4 separate regions of the Homo sapiens genome follow, and regions 1, 3 and 4 are each linked to region 2. Evidence: chromatin contacts called from ENCODE Hi-C or POLR2A ChIA-PET data. All regions are on one chromosome and are shown on one strand. The core of a region is the stretch at or near the end of the contact, and the rest is flanking DNA. Distances in the headings are between cores, read along the strand shown. Region 1 holds the start of TMEM69 (transmembrane protein 69). Region 2 holds the start of KDM4A (lysine demethylase 4A). Region 3 holds the start of NFYC (nuclear transcription factor Y subunit gamma). Region 4 holds the start of FOXO6 (forkhead box O6).

Evidence for each region. A loop is a pair of places that touch in the nucleus more often than their neighbours do. ChIA-PET counts read pairs that join two places held with the same protein, here RNA polymerase II (POLR2A). Pooled maps may share reads with other maps.
Region 1: a loop to region 2 is called in a map of naive thymus-derived CD4-positive, alpha-beta T cell, with 14 times the contacts of the local background. The contact joins the promoter of TMEM69 here to the promoter of KDM4A in region 2. A Hi-C loop is called at or near these places in 1 of 168 maps with a recorded cell type or tissue (naive thymus-derived CD4-positive, alpha-beta T cell), 1 of 37 single-sample maps with no recorded cell type and 9 of 50 pooled maps. POLR2A ChIA-PET finds 5 or more read pairs at or near these places in 1 of 52 experiments (A549).
Region 3: a pooled map shows a loop between it and region 2 (16-fold over the local background). The contact joins the promoter of NFYC here to the promoter of KDM4A in region 2. A Hi-C loop is called at or near these places in 6 of 50 pooled maps. POLR2A ChIA-PET finds 5 or more read pairs at or near these places in 2 of 52 experiments (GM12878 and activated CD4-positive, alpha-beta T cell).
Region 4: a loop to region 2 is called in a map of naive thymus-derived CD4-positive, alpha-beta T cell, with 26 times the contacts of the local background. The contact joins the promoter of FOXO6 here to the promoter of KDM4A in region 2. A Hi-C loop is called at or near these places in 1 of 168 maps with a recorded cell type or tissue (naive thymus-derived CD4-positive, alpha-beta T cell) and 6 of 50 pooled maps. POLR2A ChIA-PET finds 5 or more read pairs at or near these places in 1 of 52 experiments (T-cell).

What each region holds. Positions count from the first base shown.
Region 1 is chr1:45,686,824-45,689,622 of GRCh38, forward strand. It overlaps TMEM69 (transmembrane protein 69), which reads left to right and starts at 1,358. Exons shown (of 3, transcript NM_016486.4): 1 at 1,358-1,452. It also overlaps a transcript of GPBP1L1 not described here. RefSeq lists enhancers at 21-350, 1,300-1,369.
Region 2 is chr1:43,648,705-43,651,404 of GRCh38, forward strand. KDM4A (lysine demethylase 4A) reads left to right here and starts at 1,445. Exons shown (of 22, transcript NM_014663.3): 1 at 1,445-1,548. RefSeq lists a silencer at 1,212-1,331.
Region 3 is chr1:40,690,308-40,693,123 of GRCh38, forward strand. NFYC (nuclear transcription factor Y subunit gamma) reads left to right here and starts at 1,397. Exons shown (of 10, transcript NM_014223.5): 1 at 1,397-1,560. It overlaps NFYC-AS1 (NFYC antisense RNA 1), which reads right to left and starts at 1,954. Exons shown (of 1, transcript NR_024567.1): 1 at 1-1,954. It also overlaps a transcript of RIMS3 not described here. RefSeq lists a silencer at 1,805-1,904 and enhancers at 2,145-2,314, 2,335-2,384.
Region 4 is chr1:41,359,901-41,362,748 of GRCh38, forward strand. It overlaps FOXO6 (forkhead box O6), which reads left to right and starts at 1,534. Exons shown (of 3, transcript NM_001291281.3): 1 at 1,534-2,444. The coding sequence starts at 2,031. RefSeq lists enhancers at 940-1,009, 1,077-1,371 and silencers at 1,170-1,829, 2,030-2,249.

The DNA of each region.
Region 1 (2,799 bases), core at 108-2,607, 2.0 Mb after region 2:
TGCCGCCTGAGGCACGGACAAGCCTAGTTTAGTACGCCCCTTCTAACCCCCTTGCCCACTTCCAGGGCCTGGGCGCGTATGAATGAGTGGGTGGGTATGCATGTGTGTATCCCTTTTTTCTTCACCCTCCCACAGCCCGCCCCTTGGCCAGTGCGCGTCCCGAAACTACCTCTACAAGGACTTGCAAACCGGTTTCGGAGGAACGTGTGTTTTCCGGCCCTTTCCCACCTTCCGCTCCTTACTTCTCGTGTGCGCGTCGTTGAGACTCCAGTCCCCAGCGGGCCACACGGCCTGGCCCCGGAGGCTGCGCGGCTGCGTCGGCCGCGCTACCCGCTGGGAGTAGTAGTTCCCCTGGAGCGCAGGCGTCACTCCCCCGCCCAAGCGAAGGGCGGGATTCCGGCGAGAGCCTGCGCTTGCGACAGTGCCGTTTCTCCTACCTGAAGTCTCATTGGGTATCGCACTACTGGAAGGGGCGGCGCTGCCATGACAGAGAAGGCAATAAAACTGAAGGCCTAGCTCGACTAAAAGCGCTTACTATTAAGGAAGACTTCGCTGTGGCTCCATCCGGCACGGAAAGCTAAACCGTGTAATGGCTGGCAACCAGGAAGCTAGACTACCTAGAATCCGGAGGATTGGAGGGACTGGCCGGCGTGGGCCCCTGAGATCTCCTACTACATGTCTTCAGTTTTATCCATAGACACGGAAGGGCACTAAAATTGCCTGGTGCCATTTCCTGTGAAACAAGTCTAGATAAGAGAAGGGACTTGCCCAAGGTCACATAGCCGAGAAATAAAGCCGAGGGCAGTAGGAGAAATGATCTGACTTTCCGAACCACCCCCAAGCCTAGGGCCCTTATCACCACACCTTTCATGGAAGTGAAAATCCTGCTCTTGTGCTCTTTAACCCTTAATGAAGTTTATAGGTCCCAGCAAAGAAAATGGATGTAAGAACTGGGCTTTTTTCCCCCTCTAAATGATAGTAAAGGGCCCTAATGCAGTGAGATGTGTCCCCATAGGCCTTATAAACCCTGTTTTGCAAAGTAAAACATAAGTCCCACAGATGGCAAGCAATTCAGGTCACACTGGGCCTAAAATCCCGTCTCTTACCTTCCTTCACCACCATCATTCTGAGATTGTTTCAGTACTTGCACTCTACTTACCCGAACTCTGTGGGCAGATTCTGCTGCCTGGGAGCCCTGGAATAGAACTTCAAGGACCGTTCAACATCTGGATTCAACTAGAAATTAAGAATGGCCCCCAAACAGAAAGCCGGGCCTAGGAACCAATTAGCGCAGGTCAAGTCCCTACCCGGACTCATTTTTTTTCAGCCCTCAGGAAGTAGGGGCCTCTCTGAATCCACTTGCCGGAAGTGCCTTTCCAGTGGACCTGGGCTGTTGTTGCGGTTGTTTTCCTTCTCTCCGTGCAACGCTGGCAAGTCTCAAAGTCGCCACAGGTGCAGGTTGGGATGGGAGGCACCAAGGGTTGGTAGTAAATTTGCGACGTTGGGATGGGAGGGCACCAAGGGTTGGTAGTAAATTGGAGACGCGGGCACTCTCGGGCAGGGTTTCCCGAAGACACTGGCGTCTAAACCCCGCCTTCCTTTCTCAGAGGTCAGTTTGAAGCTGGCAGTTTGCAGTCTTCCCACCAGGGCAATGGGAATATTGAGCTTTTTCATTTATATTAGGAGGATTAAGCTTTGAGTCTCAGTCCTTAATCCCGCATCACCTGCCGTCCCTGGACTTTTTAGGTTATCACTTTTTAATACCCACTAGTTGGAAAGCACGTGCCACAGAGGAAAGGGAGTTTCCAAAGATGGGGGGATGGTTGAGATTTTAAATGGAGTGGTCTGGAAAGTCCTTAAGAAGAAAGTGATTTTGAACAAAAGTGATGGGTACGCTCTGCGGGCATTTTGGTCTGGGGCTCAGGTGGGTGGGTGTGGGTGTGATCTAAATTCTACTCGGAGGCCCAGGATTACTTACCTCCCTACTTGCTTCCTTAAGTATAGTATGAAGACATTAACTGGTATACAGGATTTCTTGACCCAGCCCTAAGATCTGTGATCAATAAATTAGTTCAATCGATTTTTTTTTTTTTTTTTTGAGACGGAGCTTCGCACTGTCTCGTGGGCTGGAGTGCAATGGCGCGATCTCGGCTCACTGCAACCTCCGCCTCCCAGGTTCAAGCAATTCTCCTGCCTCAGCCTCCCGAGTAGCTGGGATTACAGGCGCCTGCCACCACGCCCAGCTAATTTTTTGTATTTTTAGTAGAGACGGGGGGGAGGTTCACTACGTTGGCCAGGCTGGTCTCGAACTCCTGACCTCGTGATCCACCCACCTCGGCCTCCCAAACTGCTGGGCTTACAGGAGCGAGTCACTGCGCCCTGCCCAATCGATTTTTTAAAATTAAGCAGCAACTGTAGGTTTTTTTAGACATCCCATTCTCTTGGTTAAGAATGAAATTGTCAGATCTAGATCCATATTATCATTCACCTGTTTTTACTGGCTGCTTACATTAGAGTTTTTAATCAGTCCCTCCTGTGTAAAGTGCTTTGTGTCAGGGACGGTTCTCAGCTATTTACATGTAGTAACTTATTAAGTGTTATATCAGGCTAAGTGGCACACACCTGCAATCCCAGCACTTTGGGAGGCCGAGGCAGGTGGATTGCTTGAGCTCAGGAGTTCAAGACCAGCCTGAGCAATATGGCAAAACCCCTTCTATACAAAAAATACAAAAATTGGGGCCAGGCACGGTGCCTAATGCCTGTAATCCCAGCACTTTGGGAGGCCAAAGCAGGCGGATC
Region 2 (2,700 bases), core at 195-2,694:
TCATTTCTGTTTTTGAAACTATTTTTTTTAAAGATTTTTTTTTCAGTAGGCATGTACCCAGCCTGAGGCATAAATCATGATTGGTCCATAGCATTCTATGAAATATGTTCTTTTTGCCAACATTCATTAACTCTCATCTTTACAAAATTTGCAAGGCATTATTTTTTCCATTTTATTGATGTGAACTCCCAGGCTCAGAGAAGTTACTAGTTTTGAACACAGGCCTGACTCCATATAGCTCTTTCCAGGGCACTACCCCATTATTCATCCATGGTAATTCTGTATATTTTTTTATGACTCTGGTTGTGGGTATTTTACTTTCCTACTTGACCTTCCCCACTACCCTTGACAATCTGGGAATTCCTTAAGGCGACTCACTACCCCTCAGGAACCGCTCCTAATGACTTCTAGGAAGCCCCCTCGCCCTCCAGAAGTGCCTCTTCTGATTCCCAGGATGCCCCCCTCTCCGCCCCAAGAGCTGCTCCTAATGATCCCCCAAATCCCCGCTCACTGAGGAACTGCTTTTTTTTTTTTTTTTTTTTTTTTAGACGGAGTTTCACTCTTGTTGCCCAGGTTGGAGTGCAATGGCGCGATCTCGGCCCACCGCAACCTCCGCCTCCCGGGTTCAAGCGATTCTCCTGCCTCAACCTCCGGAGTAGCTGGGACTACAGGCATGCAACACCACGCCCGGCTAATTTTGTATTTTTTTTTTGAGTAGAGACGGGGTTTCTCCATGTTGGTCAGGCGGTCTCAAACTGCCGACTTCAGGTGACCCGCCCGCCTCGGCCTCCCAAAGTGCTGGGATTACAGGCGTGAGGGACCACGCCCGGCCAGGAATTGCTTTTTAATGACCCTAAGGAGAGCCTCCCTCATGGTCTGTCCTAATGACCCTCAGGGCAGCTTCCCTTCCCTGTTCAGGCTTGACAGCGAATGAGGGGTTTCCAAGGCCACGGGATTTTGTTTTGAAAACCGAGACACCCAGGACAAACCGGGACAAGACGGTCATCTTTTCAGCACTCCCTGAGCTCGGAAGCTGCCCCTAAGGGCCCCGACACATTTCCACGTTAGGCAAAGAGGATACTCATCCCAAGAAAACTTTGGCCTATCCTTTCGTTAGCGACATCCTATAGTAACCTCACCGCCCTTACCCATCTACCGGACCGGCCCACTTCCAGGTACTAGCTTCTTTCAACCCTGATTAGTTATGGGTGACCAGGAGCCCGCCTATGATTGGCCAGCTTCGCGATCCAGCTAGAGGCTCACTGGCCGCGGTCCCTAGTGGTACAGCGTTTCCTCCCGGCAACAGCCCGAGCCGGCGCTCATAGGCTGAGCACACTGAGGTCGGGACTGGGAGGTGGCTGCGGCGCGTGCTCATTGGCTGGTGTATGGCTTGCAGCCACCCTTGAATTGGTTGACTCTGTACGGCTGCGCAGATGCCGACTTTAGAGGAGGCGGAGTTTCGGCCTTCGCCTGCTGGAAAAGCAGTAGGATCGGCCAGTGGCGACAGCAGGAGCTGAGCCTAAGCCCTGGCGGGGCTTTGGGCTGTAGGTGAGAACTATAGGGTTTTGGAATTCTCGAGGATCATTGCCGCTGTAGCAGTGACCGTGAGTTTTGGTGGGGGAGGGGCGGTGGGGGTGGGTCTTCCAGCGGTGAGTGATCGGCATGTTTCTCGGCCAATAGGAGAAGGAGCTTCCAGAATGGGTTCTGAGATTGGTCCTTTCCAATCTTCAAGGCCAATGGACCTCGGGAGAGGGGGGCGGGTCATCTGGGCCTTATTTTCTTCTTCCTGCGGCCGAGCTTCACTCGCCAAGGCGGCGGGGCCGGGAGGGGCCGAACCTGTGCGCGGTGAGGTTCGGGGACGGTGGGGAGCAGGGTGCGCTGCCTTTGGAGTGATGCTCGCGGGAGCGGCTGCGAGGGAAGGGTGCGGGAGTCCGAGGGGGTTGTTAGCAACAGCTAGCTTTATTGAGTGGGTAAGTACCGGGCCTAGTGCTTAGTGCTTCGCTTGCATCATCTGAGCTAATCACAGCGACCCTGCAGGGCAGGGGGTTGGGATCCCCATTTTACAGGTGGAGAAACTGAGACTCAAGTCAGCTCACACAGCCAAGGTCACATAGCTAATAAACGGCAGAGACCGGATCTGTATTCAGAGTTTTGACTTCGGAGCCGGTGTTCTTGAATCTCTAGGCTTTGTTACTGATTGGGAGGGAAGGTGTCATGAAACGGGAGCTTTCCCCAGGGAACAGATTTGGGGGAAGGGAATCCTAGGGTTGAAGAAGGGATGAACAATTGAGGTGAGGGTGAGGAAATCAGTTTTTCAACAGTTACCGATTGCCTACTCTGTGCCATGCATTGTTCTAGGCATACAAAGATGAATAGGGGCAGAGGCTGATGAAGCCCATTAGGGCCCCTTTGAAGGCCCGGGGAAGGGCCCCAACATTGTATTCACATGATTGTATGTTTTTATAAAATGTGCAAAAGTAAGATATTTTGGATTCATTTTTCTTTTTAAGAGGGTCTTCAAAATTAAATAAACTTCGGGTTTCTCCACACTTGGAGCTGCCCTTGCAGAGGACTTAGTCCAGGTGGAGATGAGTATGTAAGCAGTATAGAGCAGTGGAAGGTGCACTTAAGAGTGGGCTGTGGGCAAATTTCCTGGTATGTAAAACAGGGAGAACAGTATACCTGCCATGCAAAGTTTCT
Region 3 (2,816 bases), core at 147-2,646, 3.0 Mb before region 2:
TTGAATCTGTTTTTAATTTTATGCCATTTCTCATGTCTGAAAATGTCATTATAAGTAACTTTTTTTTTTTCTGAGACAGGGCCTCGCACTGTCGCCCATGCTAGAGTGCAGCGAGACACTCGTAGCTCTTACCAGTAACTTCTTTATAACACTTTTGCAATTTACGAAGCACTCTCACATTATTTCATTCACTCTCCCCAACATTACCAAAAGTTAGGAATTAGATCTTTTTACAGATGAAGGAATTGAGACTCCCTGAAGTCAAGTGTCTTATAGTTAGGTTTTGTTCATTCATTCATCAAATAGAGTGCCTGATGTGAGATTTATTGAAACTGGATTTGAAAACAATTTTCCTGAATTCAAGTCGAGGGTTTACTCCACTATTCTCAATTACTTTATCACCAGGGTTATAAACCCAAAGGAAGTGAGTAACAACAGTGTGATTTTATTGAGGACCCATGCAACACTAGTCTCAGAAAGGCTCCAGTGTCATTTGTAAAATTCAAGGTTACCATCAGCAGAGGCAGTCATTCCTCTCTGCGCTTGTTACCTAATGCACTAACTCTCACTGTAGGTAATTCCATTCAAGACACATTTGATGACTATACCTACAGGTTTTGAAGTTATTCGGATGGGGTTTTGACACTTACTAGCTGTGGGGACTTAGATCAAGTTACTTAACCTTTTTGAGCTTCAGTTTTATCATTTGTAAAATGGATACAATCCTGATGCCTTTGGACCAAGTGGTCACGGAAATGAAAGAGATAAGTATGAAAAAATCCATGCTCATAGTAGCTGTGGTTTCCAACTGCGTGATAAAACTTTAAAATCTGCATTCAAATAAGAACAACTATGTCGACGTAAGGTTACAAGCTAACTATTCTTGGTAAGTACTGTTCTTTATTCTAGAGGACATCACTTTACAGTTTGGTGCTAAATGCTCTTTTATGAATTTAAGGTGCCAGTAGCTGTCTACTTGAACGGCATGCTTAATCTGGAACGCCATGTCGACCTTCATCCCCCAGTTCTTTCTCCCCAAATTAAAAACACAAATACACACACACGCCCCTACTTAGTTCCTAAAACTCAAGGGCACGCGCACACACCTACTTATTTCCTAAAATTCAAGCTCGCACCAAGGAGATCCACAAGGATAGGCAGGGTGGTGGAGGTCACTGGGCAGCGCCTCCGGATCCCCCGAAAGGGGGCGGGGTCAAAACTCAGATCTCGAGCTCCCGAAAGGGGGCGGGGTTAAAACTCTCAGATCTCATTCCGCCTCCCTCTGTCGTCGCCCCTTCCCAATTCTCGCGAGACCTCAAGGAGCACAGCTTCTGCGCACCGCACGATACTGGGAGTCCAGGCGCCAAGGGAGGGGGAAGGGAAAAGGGGAAACGGTGCAAACGGCGTGGCCGCCATCTTGCTTGTGCCCCCGCTTCGCGCGCGCTCCGTTCTCCGTGACGCACACTTCCCCCTCCCCTCCGCCGCGCCTGGGCCTCTGCATTGCCCGACTCCGTAGGAGCGCGGGGGCGGCTCCTGCTCTTCCTGGACTCCTGAGCAGAGGTGTGTGAGTGTGCGGGAGTTTCTGTGCGAGGGTGATAGGGAAGCGGCGGCGGGGGGAGGGGCAGCGCTTCCCGCCTTCGCCAGAGACCTCACTTCCTCGCGCGGCCGCTGCTGTAGCTCGGTCCGTCCTGCCCGCCGCCATGTTGTGCTCTTGCCTGGCCCGCTGCTGTCGCCGCCGCCGCGCTCGTGGGGTCCGTGTGCCTCGTCGGCCCGGCCCGCGGGCTTTCTCCCATTGGCGGAAGGCGACGGCGGGGGGGCTCGCTCGTGATTGGTCGGTGGCGGGGAGGCCGCGGACCTGGCACCTTATTGGACGCGCCAGCTCCGGTCTAGGGGGTGATGAAGGAATCTGAGGCTGCGGGGATGCGCGCGTCTTGGGCTAGGGCGGCTGGGGCAATGACCCCCTGCGGCGCAGGCGTGGGGTTGCGGCGAGAGGGCGAGCCTAGAGGCTTTAAGGGGGAAGAGAGGGTGATGGCCTGGCAGGTACTTTGGGGGTAGCTTAGGCCATGGCCTGGGAATGGGGGACACTCACTTTCAGAGGTGCTTTTCCTGGTACATGCATGGCCCAAGATTGGGGTGTGCAGGCCCTCAGGGTTCCAGGCTTGGAAACACCGAAACCCAAGTGACAGGCTGAGAGTCTTCGAGATCCAGGGTTGCTAATGTGACCCAGTTTGGAAGTGGCCCTGAAGTCCACGGTGTGAGTGTATGGTGTAGGAAGAAAGGCATCAGGGCTAGGGGCATAGCTGAACGGTAGAATCGGATCAGGGATTTTGCTGGAGAGTGCAAGCATTCAAACACTGAGGTTTTGGTGGAGCCCTGGAGTCCAGAGTCAACGGACCTGGGATGTGATGTGAGGAGCAAGTAAACCGAGAGAGGAATGCTATTGAGAAGTGTGCTCTGTCCGAGCCTAGGAAGCACAGCATTAAGTAGTATCAGATTTAAAGTGACAAAATCTGATATAGGAAGCATTTTAGGGGACATTTTCGGACTTGGGAAGTGTATTAATAGAACAGTTATACATTATTGAGTCTCAGGACCATACAAGTAGTTTTGAGATGTTGTATATGAAATTTGCTGCTCTAGGAAGGATACAGGTCATGGCTGAGTTTCCAAAGCCACATTAGCAAATATTAGGTAGTTGGTAGTTATTTGTTGAGTAAATATTGTTAGGTTCCCCTTTAAGGGAAAGGGAGCTAGCCAGAAATTTTCGGTCTTGGTTTATTTCCTTGTATATGTGCCTAAAAAGTATACCCATTCCC
Region 4 (2,848 bases), core at 284-2,783, 2.3 Mb before region 2:
GGCCATCTCCCATGGCCTGGGCTCAGCCCTCCCACTGCCCAGAGACCTTCGCATCTCCAGCGTCCTCAGGAGCAAGGTACTGGCTGGTAAAGAAATCAGGAGCTTGAGATTCCAGTCCTGGCCATGCCACCAGGGGAATCACCTGCTCATTCTGGGCCTCAGTTTCCTGATTGGCAAAATAGGAATATTGTGCTAAAGGGGCACAAGGTGTTGCTGGCAGCTCAACAAGTGGTCTGGGCAAGCAGAGAACAGAAAGTGTTGGGAGTTGGGGCTAGAGAAGGTGTCAGGGCTAAGTTGACATTTGCACGGAGCTTTGAAGAGTGGGAGAATCTCTGATGAGGGCCTTGCGGCGGGGAAATGGTGTTCTAGGCAGAGGGGATAAATACCCTGAGCGAAGGCCAGCAGGTGCAGTGGTGACTGGGAAACCTAGCTCAGCAGCCTGTAGGATGAGGCCACGGACTGCCCAACCTCTCGGCTAGCCTCGCCCTTCTGAGCTCATGTGATGATCTGATTAGCATCTGACTCCTGACTAGTCTATGCAGTAGGGGACCTCATTTGTTTCAGTTGCTGCTCTCACTGTAGAGCCCTGGACAGTGCCTGGTGCGTCAGAGGTGCTCAATAAATATCCAGGAACTGATTGAGAAGCATCTCCCCAAACACTGTGAACTTTAGACAAGTGCTTGTTCCAACAACCGCAGTAAGAACCTCCCACAGACTCTAAAACAATGGTTTGCAAGGTGTGGTCTCTCGTGCATCACCTGGGAGCTGGTTAGAAATGCAAAGTCTGGGGCCCCAACCCAGACCTGCCGAATCAGAAACTCTGGAGTTGGGGTCCAGCAATGTTAACAAGCTCTAGGGGATGATTCTGCTCTGCGTCAAACTTTGAGAACTGGAGCTCTAAAACTATGACCACAGGCACCATGAAGAACATGTTTGCGGATGGAGGAGCGAGAATTGTGGCAAAGCCTAGCCTAGAACCCAGGTATTCTTGACCCATTCTTTTTCCCCAGCTCAGTCCAGGGCACAAAGAAGAGCAGAGTTCGATCATCCTCCCTGTCAGAGTCCTGGAACGGAGACTTGGGAACGTCAGGAGTCTACAAACAGAGGGCGGGGCAGTCCTCTCCGGAGTAGAAGGCGGGGCCAGTGCCCTGAGCCCCGCCCCATCCCGTTGCCCCGGGAAACCCCGGGTTGTAACAATAACCGGTGACGCGCTTCTGGGAGGGATCCTGTCGAGCCCATGGGCAGGACAGTCCAGCCGCGGACCAATGGGAGTGTTAGGGCTCCGCCCCCTAGCCCCCCCGCCTCCGCGCCGAGCAGGGGGCGGGGTCGCGCCAGCCGCTCCGCCCCTGCTCCGTAGGCGGCGCTGTTGCTTGCAGGGGCTGCGGCGGGGTCGCCCCGAGCTGGGAGCTCAGCGCCCGGTCTCCCAGCCCGCGGGCGGGGCACCTGGGCTGGCTGAGGATTCCGCGGCCGCAGGCGAAACGCCCCGCCCCCTCCCGCGTCGGGCCCGCCCCCTCCCCGTCCCCCGCCCATCCCGAGGTGCAGCCGGCGCTGAGCGCGGCAGGCGCGGGAGCTGGCGCTGGAGCCGGAGCGGCGGCGGCGGCAGCATTCACCGGGCGGCGGCGGCGCGGGCTCCGGCACCGGCTCGGGCTCCGGCATGGTGCAATCCGGCCTCGTCCCGGGAGAGCAGGGCCCGTGCGCAGGGCCGGCGCCCGGGGAGCGGCGGCAGCGGCGGTGGCGGTGGTGGCTGCAGGCGCAGGCAGGCGGCAGGTGCTAGAAGCGGGGCTGGGCGAGGTGTGTGCCCGCTGGGCTCCCGGGCCGCCGCCCCCTCACTGCCCAGGTCTTTCCCTCCCTTCGTGCTCCCCAGCGCGTCCAGCCCCCTGCCTCCGCGCCTCGGCCCATGGCGCCCCGCGGCTGAGACAGCGCCGCCAGGGACCCCTCCCGCGGGCCTCCCCGGGGCGTGCAGATCCCGGAGCCGCCCGCCCACCCTCCGCGAAGCCTCCCTCCCCTCCTCGCCCGAGCCGGGCGGGACCATGGCTGCGAAGCTGCGAGCGCATCAGGTGGACGTGGACCCGGACTTCGCGCCGCAGAGCCGGCCGCGCTCGTGTACCTGGCCCCTGCCGCAGCCTGACTTGGCCGGCGACGAGGACGGAGCGCTGGGCGCAGGGGTGGCCGAGGGCGCCGAGGACTGCGGGCCGGAGCGCCGGGCTACGGCCCCGGCGATGGCCCCAGCGCCGCCCCTGGGCGCGGAGGTCGGACCGCTGCGGAAAGCGAAGAGCTCTCGGCGGAACGCGTGGGGGAACCTGTCCTACGCCGACCTCATCACCAAAGCCATCGAGAGCGCCCCGGACAAGCGGCTCACGCTCTCGCAGATCTACGACTGGATGGTCCGTTACGTGCCCTACTTCAAGGATAAAGGCGACAGCAACAGCTCGGCCGGCTGGAAGGTGGGGGCGTCCGGCTGGGGAGGGGGCTGGGGACGCCGACTGGGGCTTCCAGGGGCTGCTAGGTGTGTTGGGCTCCAGGAGGGCCGTCAGAAGGAGGGCTTTTTGGCACCCCCCGGGGTCACAGAGTGTGCGCCCAGGGCGTGGGGCCGGCCAGCGGACGGGCGGGGGCGTACTGGGAGCAGCTGTGTGCGTGCTCCCTTGCGGGGAGGGATGCGGGGTGGGAGGTCTGGTAGGGTGACAAGGGACTGCCGCTTTGAGGCGTCCCCGAGGCACGTCCCCACCCTGTCCTTGGGGGCATAGCAGAGGAACCCATTCCCAGGCCGCGGACATTGGGGAGCCTCCCCCTCCTCCCCCAAGTCTGCTTTGTGTGACTCTTGTTTTACCCTTTCCACCAGGGCACCCTT